Regions from separate parts of the Mus musculus genome. Here all the other regions are linked to region 3. Evidence: chromatin contacts called from ENCODE POLR2A ChIA-PET data. All regions are on one chromosome and are shown on one strand. Each heading gives the region's core, a stretch centred on a gene start or an enhancer-like site at or near the end of the contact. The rest is flanking DNA. Distances are from core to core; before and after follow the strand shown. Region 1 overlaps Prpf40b (pre-mRNA processing factor 40B). Region 2 holds the start of Nckap5l (NCK-associated protein 5-like). Region 3 holds the start of Tmbim6 (transmembrane BAX inhibitor motif containing 6). Region 4 holds the start of Bcdin3d (BCDIN3 domain containing).

Region 1 (6,568 bases), core at 1,917-4,416, 75 kb before region 3:
CCAGGCTTGAACACCTTGCAGCCTGATCCCTTTTGCCCACTGGCCTGTGGTGCCCCTGGCCTTCACACACTGCTGTGCCCACAGGATCGGGGCTTCTGTGTGGAGGTGAACACAGCATTTGAGGACTTCGCCCACGTCATAAGCTTTGACAAGAGGGCTGCTGCGCTGGACGCAGGCAACATCAAGCTGACCTTCAATAGTGTGAGGGGACGGGCAAGCCTGGGTGGTCCTCTCACTTACCCCAATGTCTTGTTCCTCCTAACTGCCCTGCTGATTATCTTGGGTTTGGGACACATCTTCCTACCTCTTAAGGTACCCCTGACCCTATTCTGTTTCCCTTTGCCTTCAGCTGCTGGAAAAAGCAGAGGCACGGGAGAGGGAACGGGAAAAGGAGGAGGCCCGAAGGATGCGGCGCAGAGAAGCTGCCTTTCGAAGCATGCTGAGGCAGGCCGTGCCTGCTCTGGAGCTGGGCACTGCCTGGGAAGAGGTCAGAAGCACAGCCTGGCCCCAATCACCCTCAGGCCTGAGGGCAGCGGAGCTTCTCCACCACTGAGGGCCCACCCCAGTCACAGCACAAGCCCTGGGCCAGCTCCAGTTCCCTTCCTTCCTCTGCCCCAGCCCTGCCCAGTTCTCGTGGCGGTGTCCAAGCTGGTCCAGGCAGGGCCTGGTCTGATCAGCAGTGCTCTCCCCGTTCAAGGTCCGTGAGCGCTTTGTGTGCGACTCAGCCTTTGAGCAGATCACCCTGGAGTCGGAGCGGATCCGGCTCTTCCGAGAGTTCCTGCAGGTGTTGGAGGTAAGGCACTTGGCCACCCTGATCTATGTATCTTTGAACTCTAGGCTTGCATGAGACCTTCAATAGCTTGTCACCGTAAAGGCTCTTTTACCTGCCCAGCTAAAGAAGGGAAGGACTGAGGGTGCCCTAGAATAGACAGAGGGCCCTAGCTGAGACAGGAAGGCAAGGTTCTCACCTCTCCCTCTGCCTCTAGCAGACTGAATGCCAGCACCTCCACACCAAAGGCCGAAAGCATGGCAGAAAGGGCAAGAAACACCATCGCAAGCGTTCACACTCACCCTCAGTGAGTCGGCAGGTAGAGGGACATGGGTGAGGCTGGACTGTTTCATACAAATTAAACACCTCTCCCCATACATTACCTCCTTGGCTCTGAACTCCCTGTCCCCAGTTCCTAGATGAGGGCTTCTGGGCTGACCAGTATTACTCCTCTGCCTAGGGCTCTGAGTCAGATGAAGAGGAGCTGCCCCCACCATCCCTCCGGCCCCCCAAGCGGAGGAGGCGGAACCCCTCAGAATCTGGCTCTGAGCCCTCCTCCTCACTTGATTCAGTTGAAAGTGGGGGTGCTGCTCTTGGAGGACCAGGCTCCCCATCTTCCCACCTTCTTCTTGGGTCAGGTAAGCAGTTTCTAGGAGCCCGGGAACTAGAGTGCTGGGATAGAGGCACAGCAAATCCCAGACCGCTGAGGGCTGACTGGGATGGGAGGGCCTCACTGTGGAGCAAGACTTCCTATCTCTGCCCAGGCAAGGAGCTGCCTTCTCCCGATGGGACTCAGCGTAGATTTTTTTTTTTAAACCCTATAGATCATGGTCTTCGGAAAACCAAGAAACCAAAAAAGAAAACCAAGAAAAGAAGACACAAGTCGGTGAGTGGAGGAGTCGTCTTGAGATTCTGCAGTCATGTCACCTGCCTCCCAGCTGTGCCGCTCAACTGCTGAGATGGGCTCTGAACTCTTACAGACCAGTCCTGACAGTGAGACGGACCCCGAAGACAAAGCTGGTAAGGAGAGTGAAGACAGAGAACAGGAACAGGACAGGGAACCCCGGCAGGCAGAGCTCCCTAACCGTTCCCCAGGCTTCGGAATCAAGAAGGAGAAGGTGAATGGGAGGACCTGGCTTTCGCCCCAGCCTGTGACACAGACTAGGGGGCTCAGGTAAGTCACACCTTTGCTCAACAGACAGGCTGGGACACGTCAGAAAGCGAGCTGAGTGAGGGGGAGCTGGAGAGGCGAAGGCGGACACTCCTACAGCAGCTGGACGACCACCAATGACCCCACGAGCTACTTTCTGCCTTGGACTTCGTGAGGCAGTGGCTCCAGGGTCGCCTCAGCATCTGCCTCAGACTCCTTCGTCTTGTCTGGTCTGTGTCCACTTTTCCTAAAGTAACCCACCCCCAACACACTACTGTTAGCACCTCTCAAGGTTGCTTTTGGTGTTCAAGGGTCCCCTAGTTCTCAGACTAGTGCAGTCCTTGCCCTCAGCCCCAGACCAGAGATGGGCAGTCTATACCACGGGGTGGGTGATGCCAGTAGATAGTGTGAGAAGGGGTCTCCAGGAAAGAGACAGGCTGCTTGGACACAGCCTGGGTGGCCGAGGGCAGGGTCCTCACCCTCTAGCATCAGTGCCTGCTCTTGCCTGACCTGGCCCTGGGGCTCCACCACTACTTCCTCTCCCCTGGGACCCGATGTATGTGTTCTGTTTTGTTTTTTAAATAATATTTATAACATGATCTACAACTCCTTTGTCCTCTTCATGTACTATCCACTGGGGACCAGCAGAGGGCACTCCAGTTCTGACAGCTTCCTCCCTGTGTTTAAAGCCCAGCCAGGCTTCCCCTGCCATCTAGGCTCATCACTCCTGAAATGGAGGAAAACACTTCCCACCCAAACTCATATCCTCATGGCCACTCTGACAAAGAGAAGACAGCTTGGTGCAAGACTTTGTTGAGAGGTCTGGGATTTATGTACAAGAAAGGAAAAGATACATATACAAAACAAAGTGCCCCTGCATTCCCTTCCAGGGTCAGAGCCCAGTAGGGAATTGAGCAAATAGTCTGTGAAGATCCTCTGTTGCCTGTTCCTGGGCCAGAGTCCACCTAGCTGAGGAAAGGTGAGATTGCGGCACATCCTTCCTCTAGCAGTCTTGGAGCTGGGACAGACAGTGCCTCTGCTCTTCAATCAGTGGGAAGACAGCAGGCAGGGTGGGGTCCAAGCCCTTCCTTGCATTGTTTGGAGCAGGAAGTGCCCATCCAGAGGGAGACCGCCAGGGGTCAGCTGCTCCCACTGCCACCCACTCTGCATGTTAAGTGTTAGCCCTTCTTTTTCCACTTTTGAAAGCCACAGGTCTTCCTCCACAATCCTTTGGTTTTAAGGAAGTGGAGCAGGAGGCAATGCAGGACAGCAGCTGGCTCAGGAAGCCAAGAAGATGGGTGCCAAGGTGGGTGGGACATGGGTCTAGGAGAGCAGAACAGCAACAAAAGAACCCTGAAGACGCAGGCAGCCAGTGGGCCTGCCATTGCTCCTCTGTCCCTTTTTACTAGGGCTCAGCAGAGTGGGCCCAGGCAAAGATTATCCAATATTGGCAGAGTCCAGGGATCCATTAGTGTGGATACTCTCTAAACCAGAGCTGACTGTGGGATTGCAAAGGCGGGGTGGGGGGACCCGTATTTCTTCTTGGATGTACTTCCTCCTCTAGGATCCCACTAGACCCTGGGAAGAGGGGGGCTGTGTACCCTCGTGTGCTGAAGCCGGAAGTGGTTTTTCCCAGCCCTGAACTGACCCTTCAGGAAATGAAGTTGAAGACTTGGGGCAAAGTGCACTATGGGGGGCACTAGGGAAATGTCAGACCCCTATAGACCTAGTGCCCACAGTGGCACAGGGACGAGCCAGCCTCAGCTGGAGCAGCAGGAGCTTGAACAACACAGCCTTCTGCTGGGCCCTGGGCCCACTGTCCAGATCTGCAGGACTCTGAGAATTAAGGTACTTCTGCCTCCAGGAGGATCTCAGTGGGGACCTGGAGCTCGAGGAGGGCCACTGGGTGGTACAGCACTCCTGACTTGACTGTGAACGACCATGCGTTGGTGGTTAAAGCCTGTGGGGAAAACAAGCGCATGAACAGTGACTAGGCAGGGACACCGAGCAAGACAGCACCTGAGGAAGAAGTCAGCCATGAAAAGGTCAGGGAAGCTCTTAGAGGAAGGCTTGAGAGCCAGCTAGAAAAACTGCTGGAACGATTCTCAGAGGGTAGCATAGGAAACTAAAGGCCACCCAGGAAAATATTAAGCCAAACTAGATGTCAAGAAGCAGAGGTTAGGGACATCTATCCCTGAGTAGGAGCTACTAGAACTCTTAGGGGAGACCAGGACCCAAGCAAGATACTTTGGGTCTATGACTGGAGCCTCAGTCATCCAAAGCATTAGGTCTTGCCTGCTCTGGCCTAGCTCCTAACCCTGGCCCAGAGACACCTTAACCCTTGGATCTTAGTAGCTAGGACAGTATTAGTGGGAGGACCCATGCAGGGATAAGCTGTGTTTCTCAGAGCATGCAGCATGCAAAGTCTGTGTCTCCATCACTGGGAGGATGCTACCAGAAGATGACTCCAAGGCATGCAGAGAGGGCAGCTAGAGTGCCCAGTACCTGTCAGGCTAACAGTTTGACTCGTCATGGTGGGCTGCATCACAGAAGAAACGTGAGCCCCGCTTGGCAGTACGTGCCGTGAAAGGGACACTCTTCAACACTACGGCCCAGGAGAGACAGTGATCAGGTCTTATGGGAAAACAGACTAGGAAGCAGGACCAAAGGGAATTAGGTCAGGCTCTGGGAATTGGGCCCAGTGGACAAACGTCCCACCTGTGATGATGTCCTCAATGGTACCATCCTTCCCCTCGTAAACAGGCCGGTGTTCCTTAGCTTGGCGCCGCCTCAGCTCTGCAATTAGCTCCTGCTGTTGCCATTTGTTCCGCTGGGATGGAGTCTAAGCCAGATATTACAAGGGGAAGGAAGTCATCACTAACCCAAAAGCAACTGGTTCCTGTCCCAAGATGTAGGCTGAAGATGACCCTGCTGAGAGTAACCCTGTGTCCTGTCCATCGGTGTCTACCCCTCCCTCTAGACTCACGCTGTCAGCCACTCCAAGGGAGGGAGGGAGACAGACACAGAGAGTGTGTGTGTGTGTGTGTGTGTGTCTTGGTTCTCCATGTCCTTCCTTGCTCCTTGCTCCCTGCTCCCTGAATCCTCAATTCTCTGTCCTGTCTTCCAGACCAGCTCTTGGTCCCACCCACCTTGGCATCCAGCTTCTTGGCTTCCTGAGCCAGCTGCTTCTCCCGCATTACCTCCTCTTGTTTCTTGCGAGCTTCATTCTCTTGTTCTGCTTCCTTAGATAGGACCAAGAGAGGGGAAGGAGCTTGAGGTTTTCACAGGCTGGAAGGGAGGGCCTGACACTAAGCATGAAGGGTGGGTGGCAGTGGGACCAGCTAACCCCAGGTGGCCACTCTCTGGAGGGGTACTTCCTGCTCTGAACAATGAAAGGAAGGGCCTGGGCCCCCACCCTGCCCACCAGTCCACAGTTTAGAGGCCTGTCGCCAGCTTCCATGGTTCCTTCCCTAGACCTTAGGAACTGGAAAAGTCTCAGACTTGAAGCCCAGGCTCGCTCTTGACTAATCATCTTCTACCAGCATAACTCCTGAAACGTTTCTTCAACTTACCTTGTAAGAACGAATGAATCGGACAAATACTGGGAAAAACACAGAAGGAGGTGTGGTCTTGGGACTCTCACCAAAGTAGCGCACAACTGCATTGTAGGCCTCCTGAGTAAGTAAAGGGCAGACAGAGGGGTCATCCCAGTGGGGAGGAGGCCCACAGAAAGCAAAGCCTGCTGCCAGGAGAGGAAAGCCAGTTACCCAAGCCCCTCCTAAGTCATAGCTTCAGACATGGATATCTGCTATCTTTAAAGTCCCTTGTTACTACCCCCTCACCTGCCCACACTGCTGGCCAAGAGTTGGATGCCTACCTCAAGTGGCCACTGTGCTGGCTTTAGATGTTTGTTTCCCCCCCACCCCAGTTCCTCACTCACCTCGGCAGTCTTGGCATCACGCTGGAGCTTGTCCAGTTTGCCTTCATTGGTACTAAGGAAGTTTCGAAGGACGCTGTTGTCATGAATGCTGCATTCCCGCCGAATCAGCTCCATTCCCCGGCCCAGCTCTTTCACGTCTAGCAGCACGTTCTCCAGGGACACTGTTTACCAAGAGCCTGGCTGAGGCTTACCCAGGCCTACAGCACATTTGTCCCACCATGTCCCCTTGGCATAGACTTCAGGGATGTACATGTAGAGAAGTCTGTGTCAAGCAGGCTGGGCTCTCTCGGGCAGTAGGAGGGAATGGAGAGAGTTCATGGGCCCAAAGAACAAGGTAGCAAAGGAAGGAAAACCAGAGACAGCTAGTCCCCGTCCCCCGTCCTGTCCCCGTCCCCCCACCCCCCCCACCACCCGGGCAGGACAGAAACAGTAGTACTGTGTATCTGTCTGTAGGGGGCTTTACAGGTTTTCTAATCACATCACAGACATGATTAGAGAACTACACTCTCTGGGCCAGGCTAAGGGAAACCTGATCCTACTTGAGCACATGGAAGGCTCACTCTCTTTGGGGTTGCCCCTGCTCATAGATTTAGTAGTGAGAAAGAAGATAGCAAAAGCCAGAAATGGACCGGGTGTTCCTCCTGTTCAGCTTCCTGGGATCGTCTTGAAGAGGGCACCCTCACCTGCTGCAGCCTTCTCCACAAAGTGC
Region 2 (6,002 bases), core at 3,233-5,732, 65 kb after region 3:
TCTACTCTCCAGGAATACAGGGCCAAGGGCTGCCTGGGCCATGCCTAGAATGCACTCAGAGACCACAGGTAAGATAACGCCACATCACAAGCACAGTATAAGAGGCTGCACTGGAGTGTCAGGGAGTGCGCAACTTGCAGCTGGGTGTGGGGACCTGAGCAAGTGCCTGTCAGGAAGTGGGGAGACTCCGAACTAGTTCAGGGCCTGCCATTTGTTCAATCCCCAGCACGGGGAAAAGAAATATGTCACTGAAGACCATTTCTTGGGATCAAGCCTATTGTGACACCTATCTACCTTGTCTGTCCTCTCTCCACACGGCCTCAGGCTGGCCCACCTCAGAGCCATTCTTCAAGATGGGATTGTCACTTCTGCCTAGCAACAGCTGCCGCCTTTGCTCTCACAGGGACTCCACCAATAACTAACTGCTTTCAGATAATGAAATCCTTCCCACAGCCAGGCCCGTCTGGTTACTACTGTGGGACACTGCAGAGGATCCCCAGACAGCGTGATGTTCAAGAGGGCAGGCAGAGACCTACAGTGGATCTTTCCCACTTTTACCCAGGGAGAGAAGCAGCGAGAACTCAAACTAGGAATGCAGATAACAAGATGCTGCAGGTACAGTCCTACTGTGTGCCTGGCACTGTGTCGATGCTGGGAACAAATCTGCATTTCCCAGGAAACCTTCTTCCCTTCTGGTGCTCCAGCACAGCGTCTAGGGCATTACAAGTTCCATTGGCAGTGAGAAAGCTGACCAGAGAGAGCACTTGGAGAACCCTAGCCCAACACTCTACAGCTACCTGGGCTCAAGAACTGGCTTTCTCTGCTGTGAACACAATCGGGTTTCTCGTGAATGAGAAACTGAGGCAGAAAGTAGCCATGTGAAGGCAGAGACCAGAGGCTGGACTCCCACGTAGGATCCTCACCACCACCTGAATCACATCCTACCTGACTGCCAGTTTCCTCATTTGTGTGTGTGGAGGGGAGGGGCATGCTGTCAAGACAGAGTCTCACAATGTAGCTTTGGTTGGCTATGTAGACCAGGCTGGCCTCATACTCACAGACATCCACCTGCCTCTGACTCCTAAATCTAAATGCTGGGATTAAGGGCACGAGCCACTATGCCCAGCTCAGTTTTCCCGTTCCCCCCACCCCCACCCCACCCCCTTTCTTTCTGTTTTTCAAGACAGGGTTTCTCTGTGTAGCCCCAGCTCTCCTGAAACTCACTCCATAGACCAGGTTGGCTTTGAACTCAGAGATCTGCCTGCCTCTGCCTCCAGAGTGGTGGGGTTAAAGGCATGCACCACCATCGCCTGGCCAGTTTCCCCATTTTGACTTGAAGGTGGGCCTCCAGACTAGATTTTCTCTCGGATTCCTTCCAGCCCGTGGAAGCTCTATGTTGTTTTGATGCAGTGGCAGATCTTGGGTTGATTTACATAAATTTGCATGTTCAATCAAAAAAAAAAAAAAAAAACACCACCACCAACAACCTACCAAACCCAAACTACAAGTATAGAAAATCCAATCAGTCCATTATTGCAGCCAGACAGGCTGGAGGAGCTTGCCAGGTTCAGGCAAGGGGCTGTCACGGCAGACAGGGGTAGCAAAGGTACTTGGGGGAGGGGCCGCAGGGGTGAGGAGATCCTGCTCTGAGAGATAGATACAGCTCTGGGGACTCTGTGTCTACACACCAGAGCCCCTCACCCTTCACTCAGGTTGTCCTTTCTCCTTCACAGGGCCTCGGGCTGCCCGCCTCAGAGCCATTCCTCAAGATGGAATTGCTGTTTCTGCCTAGCAACAGCTGCACCCTTTGCTCTCACAGGGACTCCACCAATAACTGCTTTCTGGGAAACTGACTTCCCTGGGAGTTTCCACTATCCATTTAGAGGGCTTCACACCAGTGAGGGAGGTTTCTTAGGGTTTCACCTACAAGCCCTCTGTTGATGCTTCACTCACACAGGCTGGCAGGGCTGGGGCTAAAGGGCTCCCCGGACCTAGGGAAGCTGAGAGTGAAGGACATTGCAGGAGAATGTGCCTCACATCCCGGAGCCTCTTTAAGTACCACCATCTCCTTCATCTGGGAGCCCAAGGACGAAAACAAATGAGAACATGGAGCTGTTTGGTTCTTGGGCTGGGAAGCAAGCCCTGACCTGGAGCACTAGAGTCCCGAGAAAGCCCTACCTCAGAGGTAAGGGGGCTGGGCAAAGCAGGGCAGGGGCAGCTTCCCCCTGTTGCTTGGAGGTACAGAGGTGCAGTGTGTGGAGACAGCAGGTAGGATGGGCAACAGCAGTGGGGCCCTCCTTGCCTTCTTCCCACAAGAGGGTGGATGAATGTGCTGGCCTCCCTGGCTTGGATCCTAAAACAAGTCCCAACAGCTGAGATGCAAACTGTCTGCTGGGAATCTGCCTACCCTGCTGGCCCTTGGCTGCCTCCTCCTCTCTCAAACCCTCCCCAAAGACCCAACTCAAAGACTGGCCCAGTCATGATGTCTCACCTTGATGGGTGGGCCGAACCTGAGCCAGCAGGAGTTCATACCCCAAGGCACCGGGGTGAGCAGAAAAGGCCTATTCACGGGCGGAACAAAGTTCTGTTTTTCTCAATCCAAAATGCTAACCCTAATAAACTGTAGCCCAGCAGTTTAGCTCTCTTAACAGAGCCAGCCTGCTGGAGGACCCTTCACCCCTCACCCCTCGAGTCACCACCTCTGTGCATGTTTGTGTGTGTGTGTGTGTGTGTGTGTGTGTGTGTGTGTATGTGTGTGTGTGTATGGGAGGTTTAGATCTTTCTGGTCCTACTGCTGAGCTCTGAAGATGAAGGAAACTATGCTCAATAGAAGCAAACCATCTTGCTCAAGGTCACAGCGCAGGCTGCAAGACCAGGGCCCAGGGCTCTTGACTCTGGCCATCCTGACAGCAACTCAGTGCACATACACGAATATTCTCTGCCATGTGGTGGAGTGCATCCCTTCTCTGAAGCCCGACTCTTCCAAAGGCTAGAGCTGGAGAATACTGTACAGCCAAAGACACCTTAGGTAGACCACAGGTGCTGGAAACAAAACCAAACAATCTATGTGGGAATACAAGGAACTCTGCTCACACACTAGGGATGGGTTTTAAAAATCTGAGAGCCAGGTTTTCAGGCCAGATTGGGAGGGGGGGGGGTCCTGTAAGATTGAAGAGGGTCTACAACAAAGCAATTGTACAATGCTCACTTCCCCTCAGAGGCCTGAGCACACAATAGTGAGAGACTCCTTCCCCATGGTTCCTCAAACCAGTCCTGATTGCCGGCCTCTGTCTCCAACCACTTCCTCTGGCTGACAATTGTGTTTAAGCAGGAGGGCCCACTGGAGAACGGGAGAGTTGGCGGAGAGGGAAATCAAAGATTGCCTCCAAACCTAAGGAAGCCTTCAAGCCTAAAACCTCCAGCTCCTGAGGAAGGCGGTCTTTAAAAAGCAGCTGTTGGGCAGGCTGGGTGGGTTCATGTGAGCCCTCTGGAAAACCAGGCTTAGGAGATGAAGGCCTTCTGTGCCCTTGGGACAGCGCCAAGGCTAGAGAGACAAGAGGGGCCTTCCGCCCAGGATATAAAAAGAGGGAGTTGGGGTCCCAACTGCCGCTCTCCTGGGCCTGCTAAACCAAGGGAATGTCAGGCACAAATAAATTCTCTGCATTCTTTTCAGCACCCCAGCCCAAACCCAGAAACCTTTTCAGTCGGGGCTGCCCTGTCCCTTACTCCAGCCCAACCCATCTCCTTCGCTCAGCCTCTATTCAGCATGCAGGTTGTCGGGTTCCCTTCTTCCCACAGCCCCTCAGAGCCTCAGCAGGGTGGTTCCCAAGACCCGGTCACTCCGCCTTTCCCCGCCTCCCCCACGCCCTACAGCCCCGGGCCACAGGGACTGGAAGGAGTGCGAAGGGGTGCCCCGGGCTGCAGTCTGCGCCTGCGCTTTGGGGAGAGCCCCCTCCCTCCGCAACCCAGCACCGCTAAACGCTACCGGGACCGTGGGATACGGGGAGGGTGGGATGCGCAGTGGGGGCAAGGTCAGTGCTTTCAAAGAGGGAGGGACACCCGCCACCGGAACATCCCCCCACTCCCGAAAGTTTCCCTTCCGGGGCCACCGAGTGTGCGCGAGGATGGCGCAGGGGGCGGGAGGGGGTGGGGTGGGGGGGTGGACAAAGTCACAACAGGACCCCTCCTGGGAGAGTGCAGCGCGAGGGACCGGCAGGCGTCGAGGTGTGGGCCGGAAGCCTCGCTCGCTGCCCCTTCCAGCCAAAGCTGCCACGAGAGCCTTTCACTCCACACTCCGCGGCCCCCACCCGGGGCGTGCGGCCCCCCACCTCTCAGCCCGTTAAATGCCAAACAGGCCTGAACTTACCGAAATCAGGTGCTGAGCTCGACTGGCTTGGTCCACAGGGTCCATGGCCGCATCTCGGGGGCGGGAGGGCGAGGGGGGTGCAGGAAAAGGGGGGTACCGGAGCCACCTCTTGATGTCAAGGCTTTAAAGGGGCCAATGAGCCCCGCCCCTCGCCCAGACCCCGCCTCCCTCCTCCCGCTCAGCCAATCCACGCTCAGCCTGGGTGCCTGCCCCTCCCAGCTCTATCCAGATGTTCCCAGGACGAGAGCTAAGTCTGCCCGGCCGGCGCGCGCCGCTTCCGCCCGAGTGGGCAGGGCCTCCCCTCCCCTCCCCCCTGCGGAGAAACACTCTTCCTCAGGCCGGAGCTGACCTGCAAAGCCTTCGCGGTGCTCCCGGTGCTCCTGGTGCTGGGGATCGGGATGCCAGGCCCGGCCGAGTGGGACTGGAGCCGGGGCATTTAGAACAGAGAAAACTAAGTAGGTTTGCGCGGGCCCACGGGCATGCGCGTCTGCTTCCGTGGGTCTGGGCGTGCACGTGTATGTGGTTGAGAGCGTGTTTGTAATTTGCTGCATACGTGTTAGGTGCAAATCTACAGGAAGAGGCTTGAGTGTCTCCTTGGCCTGAAATGCACCCGCCTCTCTTTTCCATCTCTAGGTCGGGGACCTCCCAGAAATCTGGAAACTGGAAGCGAGGAACAGGCACATGTGTAGAAAGCAGTGCTGGTTTAAGAAGCAAGGCAGACCCAGGCGTGGTTGCTCATGAGAAATCCTCGCACTTGTGAGGCAGAGGCAGGTAGATCTGTAGTGCAGAAAAAAGAGACTGTGGTTGGTTTTTAGCTACTTTCTGTCAGGGAAGAAGAAAGTACAGTCCAGTCACTTCACTAACCGGGAGGAAACAAGCTAACTCTTGCAGGCCTTTGCAACTTAAGAGCTCAGTACGGTTGTCCTTGGTCTGTTTGTTGTTACTGATTGGTTGAGACAGGATCTCTAACTCTGGCTAGCCAGGAACTCATGATATAGGCCTGGCTGACCTTGAACTTGTCATGATCCTATAGCTTCTGTCTCCATTTTGGTCCTTAAACACTTCCTTGCCCTTCGGTGGATACCTTATAATCCTCAGCTATATGCACTGTATTAACTGGCCTGGATGCGCACACAGGGGAATTCAGAGGTATCTTTGGACACTTTGTATATTTTATTAATATTGCTTCTCTCTTAGGTGTACAAATGAGACTTAAAGCAAAATTAGTCCAGTAAAAGAACGGGTGCCCTACAAGAATGTAGGGTGGTCAGGTTGGCTGGGATGCATTTAAGGGGTCCTCTCTGAAGAAGGCATTTTAGAGTGGGAGTCTAAAGATGGAGAACTTGAGTAGGACCCAGGCAGGAATAAAGACAAGTGATTGGCAAGAAGCTAATTACCAGAGTGGGATAGCAAGCAAATCCTCTTTTGTAGGGGGGGGGGGGCAATGCAAGAGGTTTTATCTGGAAAACAGAATGAGCATTTATATAAGGGAGTCATTTTGGATTAAACAACAACAACAGAAGAAGAAGAAGAAGAAGAAGAACAACAACAACAACAACAACAACAACAACAACAACAACAACCACCACCACCACCACCACCTCCGGTCTCGCTGTGCAATTCAGGCAGACTTCCA
Region 3 (5,912 bases), core at 3,170-5,669:
TAACACTTTCCTCTAAGTGTAAATAATAGAGTTATAATATGACCTATCAGTTGATTTTTCGACAGTCTCAGTACTTTTTGTGATACTATAGCAAAATATTCAAAGACAGAGTGTTCTGCTTTAGAGTATAGAATATATAATTTGTAGTATATAGGATAGAGTTTATAAAGTATATATTTATAAGGAAAAGATATTTATTTAGTGCAGTTATTCACATCTGGGAATTTTTTTTTTTTTTTTTTTTTTTTTTGTAGAAGCGTTGTTCATAGTCAGGAAGTAGAAAGAACCGAAAAGTTGGTCAACCTTTTATCCTAGCAAAACAGAAGAAAAACGTACAAATATACATATCAGTGATTGGCACAAGCTACGGTCATTTTGGAAAAGGGAACCCCTTTGCTCAAAACGTTTCTGCTGTATTGCTCGGTGGGCAAGCCGGTGGGTGATGCCTCTTCTTGGTTGATGATTGATTTAAAAGGATCCTGCTCATGACTCTGCCTCTCTGCTGGCTCCCTGGGGATCTGAATGTAAAGCTCTCAACTACTGCTCCATTGCTGTACCTATCTGCCTCCCACCATGACGTTCATGGTTCATGGCCTGACCTCCTAGAGGTGTAAGCAAGCCCCTCAGTTAAAGGCTTTCTTTTACAAGAGTTGACCTGGTCACAGTGTCTCTTTACAGCAAGAGACCAGTGATTTGTTGCAGGATATCTGGTTATATTCCCTTAGATTTTTTTTTTTTTTTCAAGGCAGGGTTTCTCTGTGTAGAACAGGCTGGCTTTGAACTCAGAAATCCACCTGCCTCTGCCTCCCAAATGCTGGGATTAAAGGCGTGTGCCACCACTGCCTGGCCTAGATCTTATACTGGAAAAGCCTGTCTCTAGTGTGTTATGGCTCAGCCCTAGCACACACCTTTAGTCCAAGATCTTTCTGTTTATCATAACCCATAAACCAGATTGAAAAACACCAACCATAGGTCAAGAGGCGGAGCAAGCAACCAGTTGGCCGGTAGTGAACATAGGAAAAACCCATAGGGATGTGAGAGGAGTCAGGAGGACAGAGAGGCAGACAGGAAGTAGAAAGGAGGGTCTTTCAGTTGGAAGGGGGAACGGGTTTTTTTTCCTTCTGGGAGGTGGGTTGAGGAGGAGGGTCAGCTGGGTGCTTTCTCTGCCTCTCTGAGCTAGCAGGCTTTCATCACAGCATCTGGCTCTTGAATCTTCATTTGGTAAAATCTAATGTTTGGTATTTTGTTTCAAAAGTAACAGTACTAAAACTAAGTTAACTTGGACTTCACAAGGTTTGGAATTACTGCCACACTTAGCCGCCATCCATTTTCCTGGCTAAATCATGTTTCAGTGTATGGATTTATTGTTTGTTGTTTATTTTATTATTTTTTTTCAAGACAGGTTTCTCCTTGTAGCCCTGGCTGTCCTGGAACTCATTATGTACACCAGGCTGGCCTTGAACTCACTCTGTCCACCTGCCTCTGCCTTACGTGTACTGGGACTAAAGGCCTGTGCCATCATGCCTGGCCTGAAATGTGTATTTTTGAAAGGTGTGTTGATTTATTCCATCTTAGTGTTTGAAATTAGCCCTTTGGAACAGGTCTCAAAAGCACCCTGGAGTGGAGTCTGTCGGTGTGTGTCTGAAATCCCAGCAGTCGGAAAGTGAGGGTAAATAGGTTGAGTTCAAAGCGCTAGTCCGAGTTACTCCATGAATTTGTGGCTAGCCTGAGCTACACAGACTTAGAAAAATCAGTTTTGTTAGTTTTTCTTTCTTGTTTAATTTTAAATATTTTTTGTTCATTTTGATCAGTTTTTCCCAACAGGGAACATCTTGCTGTGTAATCAGTGTGGGCCAAAGCCCAGGGATGTCCCTCACGCCTCTTAACTTTGCAATACCTAGTGTTACAAAGTAATGGTAGAGACTGCCACATTAAAGTCGTCTTTTTCTTTTTACAAAATAATTTATATTTGCTTTTTGTGCATTGGTATTCTGCCTGCATGCATGTGTAGCTTGTCCCTTGCTAAGTTGTGGTTTCCTCTCTTCCCTGTTTATCCTCCCTCATGACCCCCTCACTCACTAAGAGAGGAAAACGGATGGAGAGGAAAGGAGGCCATGTTATCGCTAGACTACTTCCTGCTGATTAGGGGGGGTCGAGTTTCTGGGGACAAGTTTGATCTTCGCTGTCAAGATTATCTAATTTCTTCTCCTTTCTTCTTTGGTAATGACTACTTAACAAACCCCAACCAACAACAAATAACAACCCACCCCACCTTTCAAGGCTCTGGCATTTTTATGTCCTCTGAAAAGTCCTCAGAATTCCAAATGTCACACAATTTGTAAAAACTATCTGCAGCTGGCAAAATCATGATCCTGCCAGAGCAGGAGGTAAATCCTAGTCAGATGCTGTGGACAGTCTAAAGCAGCCCCATACCCCACACCTGGGACTAAAATAAAACACAGTCTTATAATATGTCTGTGGTTTAAAGGAAGCAGAAATGCCAAGATGATCACTGCGTGTATGTCTGTGTGAGGGATGTTGGATCCCCTGAACTGCAGTTACAGATAGTTGAGTTATCAAGCAGATGCTGGGAATTGAACTCAGTTTTTCTGGAAGAGTAATCAGTGCTTTCAACTGCTGAACCATCTCTTTTCCCTTTTATTTCATTTTCTCTTACGGTTTTTTTTTTTTTTTTTTTTTTTTTTTTTTTTGAGACAGAGCCTCACACCATACAGACCAAAAGGGCCTCATACTCAGAGACCTGCCTCCCTCCCTCTCCTAAATACTGGGTTTAAGGGCCTATGCCAATACCTGGCAGGTTTTTTAAAACGTGTTAATTTTAACTTACATAAGGTGGTTCCCCACTCCCCACCTCCCTTAGTTCCCCAGTTGGAGCATAACCTGTGCAAGAGTTCCCAGTTGGGAAAAACTAATCAAAAACGATGTCCTTAGTTCAGACTGTCCAGAAACTTCAGATCCTCTAGCCTCCACCTCCAGAGTGCAGGCTTACTTGGTCCCCCCCCCCCCCATCTCCATCTCCACCTCCACCTCCACCTCCACCTCCTCCCATTCGATCCCCTCCTCCTCCTCTCTGTCTCTAGTGTCTCTGTCTCTGATCTGCCCAACCCCCAACCCCGTTTCTCCGTGCTTTCTCTGGGTATTTCTGGCTGTTCTGGAACTCGTTCTATAGACCAGGCTGCTCTCAGACCAGCGATCTGCTCGCCTCTACCTCCTGAGTGTGTAGTAGGTAAAAGTTACCTTGGCCCAAACCATGGTCAGCCCTAAGGGCTTTGCTGGAAGCAGAACTGAGAGGCTCAGATGGTCTTCCACCTTTCCTCTACACACTCCTCAGGCTGCCTCACTCTGGAGTCCTTCAGGGCCCTAATTCAGCATGCAGCCCTCAACTACCCAGGATCCAGCTGGAACCCATTCTATACTTGTGATTTCAGACAGTACTAATGAGTTGTGAAATTGATTTTTAAAAGCATAGGCCACAAAAAATAAAAATAAGAAAATAAAGGCTCCTGGTTTTTGGTTTTTTTCTCTCTTTTAAAATTAGCTTCACAGCTCCTTCCAACTAGGTTATGCTCCAACTAGGGAACACGCCCTAAGGGACGTGGCGAGCCAGGGAACCACCTGCTCTTTGACCGCCCTTGGCCAGGTCTCTAAAGAGCTGGTTAGGATTGCAAGACCAGGTCTTTGAGGCCGTTACACCTGACTTGCAGGGCCTTGGGTAACTACCAAAAACCACTCACTTCCATGCAGGTGGTTGTGGTCTCTGTAGCCAGTTTGCTTGGGGCTCCTGAGCTACCGGGTAGCCTCAGACCCTCCAGGCTGGGGTCCCTGGGTCCCTGTAGAATGGCTGGCCCTTCAAAGGTGCTCTGAAGCGTAAGCGCCATTATATTCAATGTTAAAAGGTCTCGAGAAAGCCGGGTGTCGGTGGCGTATGTCTTTAATCCCAGCACTTAAGAGACTGGTCTACAGAGTGAGTTCCAGGAAGGCCAGGACAGAGAAACCCTGTCTCAAAAAACAAAACAGAGATCCCAGGGAGAGCTGCCTCGCTTTCCTTCATTACCATCCCATGAGAGGCTTAAAACCAGCATCTTGGGACATTTTAGTGTCATGGGTGGGTGGTCTCACATGACAACGGTCTAAGCCTGACACGCCCCATTTCACTTTTCCTACTCCATGGGTCTGAAGCCCGACGTCCATCCTTCCTATGTAGGGGGAAGAAGGCGGAGGCCTATTGCTAAGGTGCGGGTTGGTGGCTACAGTCTTGATTGACAGGGGTATTAGCCAATGACTCTGACGAAAGCGGCTGCTGTTTATGAACGTGCAGATAACGGACAGGAGCAGTGCAGCCGGGGGCCAATGAGAACTCGCCTGGGCAGGTCTGAGGGCGGGGTTTCCCTAGGGGGCGGGTGTGGGTAGACTTCCAGCGCCAACCCCCGGAGACTCAGAGCACATCCGGTTTTAGCAGAGCAGGGAAGCTCCGGAGAGGTGGGCTGAGAAGGTACGTGCGAAACTAGGATCGGGCAAACCCGGAGTGAGGGATAGGGAGGGAGCAAGCGCGGGAGAGGGTAGTAGCTTCCGTTTTCGGACGGATCAGCTCCTTAGGCAACCCGGCCTGTTCTGCGTCGAGATCGAAGGAAAGCTGGGCGGGGAGGGACGCGGAGGAACTAATGCCGCGCATGCGCAGCAGCGCCGGCGGGGGCGAGTCTGCGGGGTCTCCCGGGCAGTTGGACCTGTGTCTGTGGCGAAGGCAGGCCTCTTAGCGACCCTCGCTTGCGTCCCTTCCACCCTCAGCCGAGTTCAGGGCTTGAATTCGGGACGGGTCCCCCACCCCTGACTTTGAGGTAAACGAAAGAGAAAGCTGTGTCGTTGTGGTCACCCCGCCCCACCCTGCGATCGCCTCTCGGCTGTTCCTTCTCGGGTTCCTCTGCCTCGCCTGGGTGAGCCGTCGGGGTTGGGGACTTGAGGTAGGCCTGGTTATAAGGCTGCCCTGTCACGGCGGGCCAGGTGATGTCACACTTCTTTATGACACTCGAGATTCCTTAGTTACTTAGAAGCCAATGGTAGAGGCCGAGGTGAGAAGCCCCGGGCTTAGCCTGGCTCCCCAGGCCCACGGAGCAGCCCCACTCTGATCTGATTGGTTGCCTCTGGACAGGTGAGGTGGCCTTGATTGCTTCGTCCTGAACCCTGGGTGAGTTCCAGAGTCTGCCCCGGAAGGGCGGCGATGGGTACTGTTTTTCTTGGACTGACTGATAAGTAGGCTTTGGCTTGCCTGCCTTCGTTTCTTTCCTTTTCTTTTTTTTTAAACAACAAAAACAAAAACAAGTTGTCTGGTGCCAGGCCAGGTTGCTTTGCCTGTCCAACCAGGCTTGTGTTGGCCAAACAACAAAACCACTTTGAACTTGAGACTCTCCAGTTACACAAACTACCTGTGAATGTGTAACACTTCGGACGAGCTGACTGCCTGAAACACAGACAGGAATTTGAAGGCTGAAGGTCAATGCCAGACTTTGTAGTTACTTATTAATATTTGTATGTGGTTTACCTTGTGGCTGTATGGGTATCTTAAGAGAGAGGTATGATTCAGGAAGTCCCTGAATTGCCCAATCACGTTTTCATGCCTTCTGCTAACACACTTAAGTCAGTAGTTGCTACATTTATTTTCTTTGGTGTTTCTTTATTGTCTAATTTGTTTTCTGCTTTGACTTGAACAAGTGGACATTTAGATTCCCCTCAGTTTTCCCCTAGTAGAGAGTGTCTGGAGTCCTTGAGAAACACAGCCTGTAACTTAGATCCACTTTTCCACTTCCATTATTCATCATGGGGAAATCAGGTTGCGCCCCTGGGTCCTGCTCTCCCTCTGTCCATCTGAATGAAGCCCTGCTTTCCTAACGACTAGG
Region 4 (6,477 bases), core at 3,852-6,351, 82 kb after region 3:
CAGGGTTCATAATTTAAATTTTACTTTATTGTGGGGGATGAGAAGACTAGGGATCAAATTTTGCAAGAATTTGGTAAATACTCTGCGATTAAGCTTTACCCAAGCCATAAATATCTGTTGTCATTACTTTCTATTTTATTTTATTTAAAGACAGGGACTCATGTAGCCCAGGCTGGCCTTAAACTCCTGATCCTCCTGCCCCTGCCTGCCAAGTGCCTAGATTACAGGCATCCACCACTACGCCCAGCTTCTAGTATCTGTAAGTACTGTGCCAAGGCCTGTCTGGCTCTAGATATCTGCTTGACTGGCCATTTCCTGTAGCCAGGCCAGCACCTCATTATACACGAAGATCTCATTGTGAGGCTTTACCTCAAGGCAGGTCCTGTATCCCCAGAAAATGCCAGAAGAAACCAGATCAGATTTTAAGGAGAGCAAAGAAACGACACAGCCTTTTTCGTTCTTTCTTTTTTTAATAAATAACCCCTTAGAGCTGGAGATGAGGTTTGGTGTTAGACTCGCTGCCGAGCACACCCGATACCCTAATGCTTCTCAGGAAACAAATCAACTTCCCAAAGAGCAGTTTCACTCCTCAAGAACATACTCTCCGTCCAGCTGCCTCGTTCACTGTCCCGCGAACTCATTCCCGTGGGAGCTATTCCAAACAACAGGGAACACGGACTGTGCCTTTCAGCCGCTTGCTTCAGACACTTTGCCAAAAGCCCCTGCCAGGTCTCAAGGCTGCCTGATGTCTCTGGGATCCAAACTCGATTCTCCGTGTTAAAGCTCCACGGTATCTCTTTACTGGTGTGTGTCCCGTGGCCTTCGGAATCTTAATCTGTCCGTGTCTCTTTTGTTGACGATTCGGGGATTGCCTGAGTCTCGTGGGTGTGCTTTGCTCTGAAGAGCAGAAGGCTTCGGTCCCAACTGGTGTTGCCGAAACAGCACGCTAACTCCATCCCGTGGTCCTGCGTCAAGATCCGCACGATCTGCTTGGCCATGTCACCTCGGATGGCCAGCGAGCGGAAGTGATCAAAACTGTGGAGTCCCAGCTTGCGCAGGCGCCTTGCAGCTGCCCGGTAACACTTCCAGGGTTGTGGCTCCACGAGGAGGTAGCTGCAGAGAGAGGAGACGTGGGCCAGGAACTCGCACAGACCACGGTCCCCGTGGTTCAGATGAATCCACATGGTTACTGACATGCAGAAGACCATGTCAAAAACGGAACGCCCAAACTGGCTCAAGAAAGAACTCAAGGGAACCTTCCTGCTCTCTTGATCCATGATGTCCAGGGTGATAAAGGTCAAAGCCTCAGGGAAGGGACAGTCTCTTTCAGCCCTCTCCACAAGGACTGGATCTATATCACAGCAGAGGATGCGGAGTTCTCTGGATGCACCGGAGCAGGTCTCCCCATCGCGAGGGGAAAGGAAATGTTTGTACAGAGCCACACTCAGATCCTAGAGGAATCCAAAAGAGCCTTGTCATTGCAGCTCTCTAACAGTGCGTGGAAAAGAAACCTCTCATCCTTTGAGACCGCCACTGACCTCTGCCTGTACCGGAAGTGAGGCTCTTAACATAATAATCTAGAGAGGATATTTTTTTTCATGAGCAGACTCTTAGCGCCCCCTAGGGGCTGCGAGCTATAATGCACCCACCCTGTACCCTACATTCAGTTTTTACCTTTTCTTTTTCTTCCTTCCTTCCTTCCTTTCTTTTTAAATCAGTCTTAAGTGGCTCAACTCAAACTCATGTAGCCGAGGATAGCCCTGAACTCCTGATTTCCCTACCCGTGCCTGGCTACCTGGACCCTGACCCTGACAACAGATTGAGTTGTACAGTTGAAAGTTATAAACCAAACGATATGACAAAGGCCAGCAAAGAGCTCAGGGCAGTGTTTCCCAGCTTAAACAATATATTGGCATATTCTATTCATTATCCCTTTCTGGGTGTCTCATATCCAAAGGAAAGTACTCCGGAAGTGTGAGTGGTGTCCCTCGTCGGGAAGCTGGGGAATAAAGCAGTACCTGGTAAAAACCTGTTTTCTCGGAGTCGGCAAAGTCTGGGCTCTAGGAAGCTCTCACCCGGCCTTGCCTCTACCGTGTGAGCTTGCACCGCCTCCTGAAACCGCCTCTGCCTTTGAAGCCACCACTCTTAAAAGTCTCTGTGAGTCTTTCTAGCCGGGAGTGTGATGATCTGATCTGGCCACCCATCTTAGCACGCTTCTGACTCTCAAACGAGACACCACCTCTTCCCTCTAACTGTAACTAATTCAAACACGTGGTTTTGTGCAGTCTCTGTCACCTCTGCAACTTCTCACGCGGGTGAAGAACACACATGGCGGGAACCACTCGGCTGTTCAAGTGTGAACGAGTCATTCATTCATGGCAACGGGGTATTAGCAATAACAGCATAAAACTGAGGAGCTTGGCTTGATACACCCAAGTAGTGGTGGCACACGCCTTTAATCCCAGCACTTGGGAGGCAGAGGCAGGCGGATTTCTGAGTTCGAGGCCAGCCTGGTCTACAGAGTGAGTTCCAGGACTACACAGACAAACTCTGTCTCAAAAAACAACAACAAAAAAAAAAACCAAAAACTTTCAAAGACATACTGCTGAAGAGGAAAATCAAGTAGATGGCAAGTTTCCTCCTTTTTTGTTTTTTGTTTTTGTTTTTTAAATAAGTCTATGTAGACCAGACTGGTCTCTTAACAGTTTGGGATCTCCCAGCTTCAGCCTCCCAAATGCTGGTATTACTGTCAGACAAGTTTTCCTTTATACAAAATCCCAAAGTGGGAAAATTAAACCATATTGTTTAGGGTTAGAAAATGAGTAAGATTTAAAAAAATAAAAATAAATTTAAAAAATAAATTTAAAAATAAATTTAAAAAGAAAATGAGAATTATATAAACAAAAGCAAGACAATAACAGGCTAACTGTTGCCTGTGGGTGAAAGGGGCTTTTAAAATAGGAAACGACATATAAAGGTTTTTGGGGGCTGACGATGAGAGTGATCACAACGGTGTTTGCCTTATAACTTGTACAGTACAGACTTATGTTTTATGTACTTTCATGAAAGTATGGAATAATTCACATTAAACTCCACATTTTAAAAATTATGGATCAAGGTTATTTACTTAGTTAGCTAAAGTCACATGGACACTAATAATAAGACTTCGGCTACATAAAGTTCCTTTTATTCAAACCAGGCTTTTCTAACTATTTTTAAAAATTATCTTTTGTATGTGTATGCATGAGTCTTAGTGCTTACACATGCTAATATGTGTACGGATGCCCAGAGGGGCCAGAAGAGGACTTCTGCTCTGCTGAAATTAGAGTTCCAGGTGGTTGTGAGCTGCCCTCAAGGATGCTGGGAATGGAACTTAGGTCCTCTGAAAGAACAGCGCTCTGAAGAATGGAGCTGAGTTCCTAGAACCCCTTCTAACTTAACAATACACAAGTTACCTCCGGGGTCATCTTAAAATACAGATGCTGGCTAAGTAGACGGGGGTGGGGGTGGGGTAGGCTGAGATTCTGTGTGTCTAACAAACTGCACAGTCACACTAACTTTGTTCAAAGTCACAGTTGAAGGCACAAGGACCCACACCACGCCACTAAATTTCCTCCTACCCTGATTTGCTTCCCTCCTATCGGACTCTGTTTTTGAGGCCGGCATGGTCTCCATATTGAGGGCAGAGAGAACTTGTGTAAAACAAAAATGAGTGGATAAATGCGTAAATAAATAAATGTTCAAAAGTAAACTTGAGAACAACTGCCTTAGTCAATTGCAACCGTGTCCTTTCTACTGTGGCTCTGTATATACTGTTTACAATTTTAAAATCTTTTTTTTAAAAATGTTTTTCTTTTCTGTTTTTCTGCTGGTTTCCTATACCACGGTGACACGTTTACAGGGACACACACCCAGCTGGTTACTGTAGTCTATAACCAAAAGCTCTCCTCAACTGAGACCCTCAAAGGTCTTCACCACCCACCAATGTCTCTTTTTTGTCGTTTTTGGAAACATGGTCTTAGTAGCCTAGGCTAGCTTCAGACTTGTGGGAATGCTTGTCTTCTGAGAGCTAGAATTACACGTGGGCAAAAGGTCTATCCCTGGACTCTGGTGATGGAATGTGGAGCGAATGGCGGAGGGTCCTAACCATTTGTAATGTTGGATAAAACTGCCCGCTTCACTGGGACATCCACTAACTAGCTACAAATAGGCGAGACTGTTATTTCCTTATTTTTGCTGCGGTTTGACTCTAATCATTACATGTCTGAAAACACTCTGCGGTGGGAAAGGTGGTTAAGGCTTCCTCCTCTGGCCGGATGATCTATTTTCTTTCTTGATCCCTCTCTACTGTTCACCGTTGTACTCTGTTAGCACAAGTAAATAAGGATCTGGCTCCAGGTCTGTCTTGCACTGTATATCTACAGCCTTAAGTTTCAGCCGTGATTACGTCACCCTGGCTCTTATCTTTTAGGAATCAGGATTCCCAGATTTTTTGGGGGGGGGAAGGGAAGGGGATCCCCGTTCCCCAGCCAAGAAGACCAGCAAAGCAAGAGAGGAGGCAAACGCCGGAAGTCCAGATCAGACGGTCCTCCTCCCCAGCGGTCTGGCGGGAATTTTTGGAATGAGTTGTGGATTGCTCAAAATTCCTCACTCGGCCGTGGGGCCCCAAAGGGAGGGCTGGGACGTGCACGTGTCTGTCAAGGCTATACTTTAAAAGCCCACTCTGGGCTTTGAGTTTTGATGCCACGCCCAGGCCAGCACCACGGAGGACGCGGAGGCTGACCATCGCTGGGCTCCCGGCGCTCCGATCCCTGCCGCGTCACTCACCCCGGAGTTACACCCCACGTCGAGCCCTAGGATCGGCCTCTTCTCGGGACCCTCGGGAGGGAAGAGCTGCCGAAGAAGCTCCGGGGGCAGAAGGCGGAGCCTTTGCTCGGGAGGGTGGAAGCGGGAATAATGAGGGAAATTTCCGAACGGGGCGGCCCCGGGTTCCAGAGCCCCCGGATGCTCTTCCTCCACAGCCTCTCCAACGCCCCCTCTTGACAATGTCCCGTCTGCGGCCATCACGCTCTGTCCCTCGGTTGGGGCGGAACCGGAAGTCTGGAGCCCGCGGAGGGAGGGGGCGAGCGCAGCGCCAGCGCGCATGCGCCTAGGGTAGAGGTCTGAAAGAAGGTGAGTTTAGGTAGGTGAGAAGACCCCAGTGCCTAGTCGGGGCTTTCGGTATCCTATTGGAGGCCGTGATCGTCCCCTCTTACTTAACGGACTTGCCCAACTTGAGTTGAACCTTGGGCCACTGACCAAAGCAAGGAGTTTGTGGGGGTCTTGAAAGTGAAGTTGGTCCAAGTTTCTTTCTTTTCAGATACACAAAGTGAGCTGTAAGGAAGGGGGATTCCTTGTCTGGGGAGTATGTGTGTGTGTGGGGCCTGTGACGGGGTCACACAACAATGCACTGACACAGGAACTTGAGCCTGGTTTAGAAAACGTAGCTGGAAGCTCTAGAACACTTAAGGTGCCACAAGGGGACCGACAGACATAGTAACTATAGACTTCATTCCAGAGGATGGAGTTGCTACATTGATACTTTTCAGCTGTGAACCTCCTATATTTATCATAAATCCTGGCGCACGGTTGTTCAGTAAATACTTGTTGAATGAAAACTGTACAAGATGCAAGTGACTAAGCCGTATCTGTTTGGGGGAAGAAAGAAAATGGGAGAACAGAGTTAAATTGAAAGAGATGTGTTGAGATAAACTTAAGACCAAAAGTGGGCCGAACTCTGTAAAAATGGTTCAATCAGGAAATGCTTGCTGGGTAAGCTCGTGGACCTGAGTTCGGATCCCAAACACCCACATAAAAAGCAGGGTGTAATGGTGTATGCCTGTAATCCCAGACTAGCAGATCTCTGAAGTTTGCCGGCTAGCCAGCCTAGCTGCGTTGGTGTGTGCTCCAGGCCCACTGAGAGATTCTGTCTCAAAAGATAAGGTGGGAAATGATCGAAGAAGATGCCTGCCATCCGCCTCTGGACTCTACACACGTGTACACACGCTAGGAAATAGTAATACTTTAAAAGCTTTTTAAATGTGGTCTGGGGTGGGGAAAGCTGGTGAGGAGAGAGACTGAGGAGTCAGCCTCCCTTAGTCTCTGTTCTATTGCTGTGGAGAGACAGGTAACCATGGCAACTCATTAAAAAAATAATTGGAGGCTTGCTACAGTTTCAGAGGTTTAGTCCATTATCATCATGGTGGGAAGCAGTAGCTGAGAGCTAGACCCTGATCCATAGGCAAAAAGAGAGTCCAGGCTTAGCCTGGGCTTCTGAAACCTCAAAACCCACCTCAGGTGACAAACTTCCTCCTACAAGGCCACACCTCCTAATCCTTTCAAAGAGTCCCACCCTCTGGTGACTATTCAGACATATGAGCCTATGGGGGCCATTTTTATTCAAACCACCACATGGCCTAAGCAGTAAGTTCGGTTTAG

What was found. ChIA-PET counts read pairs that join two places held with the same protein, here RNA polymerase II (POLR2A).
Region 1: POLR2A ChIA-PET joins it to region 3 with 11 read pairs in Patski. The contact joins the enhancer-like site here to the promoter of Tmbim6 in region 3. POLR2A ChIA-PET finds 5 or more read pairs at or near these places in 3 of 5 experiments (Patski and embryonic stem cell).
Region 2: POLR2A ChIA-PET joins it to region 3 with 13 read pairs in Patski. The contact joins the promoter of Nckap5l here to the promoter of Tmbim6 in region 3. POLR2A ChIA-PET finds 5 or more read pairs at or near these places in 4 of 5 experiments (Patski and embryonic stem cell).
Region 4: POLR2A ChIA-PET joins it to region 3 with 19 read pairs in Patski. The contact joins the promoter of Bcdin3d here to the promoter of Tmbim6 in region 3. POLR2A ChIA-PET finds 5 or more read pairs at or near these places in 3 of 5 experiments (Patski and embryonic stem cell).

What each region holds. Positions count from the first base shown.
Region 1 is chr15:99,314,494-99,321,061 of GRCm38, forward strand. Prpf40b (pre-mRNA processing factor 40B) reads left to right here. Exons shown (of 26, transcript NM_001370635.1): 19 at 85-201; 20 at 350-487; 21 at 698-793; 22 at 990-1,076; 23 at 1,230-1,407; 24 at 1,594-1,655; 25 at 1,750-1,887; 26 at 1,968-2,525. The coding sequence ends at 2,060. It overlaps Fmnl3 (formin-like 3), which reads right to left. Exons shown (of 27, transcript NM_011711.2): 21 at 6,543-6,568; 22 at 5,860-6,020; 23 at 5,492-5,593; 24 at 5,069-5,161; 25 at 4,638-4,761; 26 at 4,425-4,524; 27 at 2,719-3,879. The coding sequence ends at 4,433. Among named protein-coding and RNA genes, the nearest start is that of Prpf40b, 23 kb to the left of the region's middle. Within about 2 kb of position 3,167, at least 3 of the 3 ENCODE cell types and tissues checked have a DNase peak (open chromatin) inside an H3K27ac peak, as active enhancers do.
Region 2 is chr15:99,453,266-99,459,267 of GRCm38, forward strand. It overlaps Nckap5l (NCK-associated protein 5-like), which reads right to left and starts at 4,483. Exons shown (of 13, transcript NM_001001884.1): 1 at 4,367-4,483.
Region 3 is chr15:99,388,528-99,394,439 of GRCm38, forward strand. Tmbim6 (transmembrane BAX inhibitor motif containing 6) reads left to right here and starts at 4,420. Exons shown (of 10, transcript NM_026669.4): 1 at 4,420-4,513.
Region 4 is chr15:99,469,629-99,476,105 of GRCm38, forward strand. Bcdin3d (BCDIN3 domain containing) reads right to left here and starts at 5,102. Exons shown (of 2, transcript NM_029236.2): 1 at 4,828-5,102; 2 at 456-1,451. The coding sequence starts at 5,064. The coding sequence ends at 831.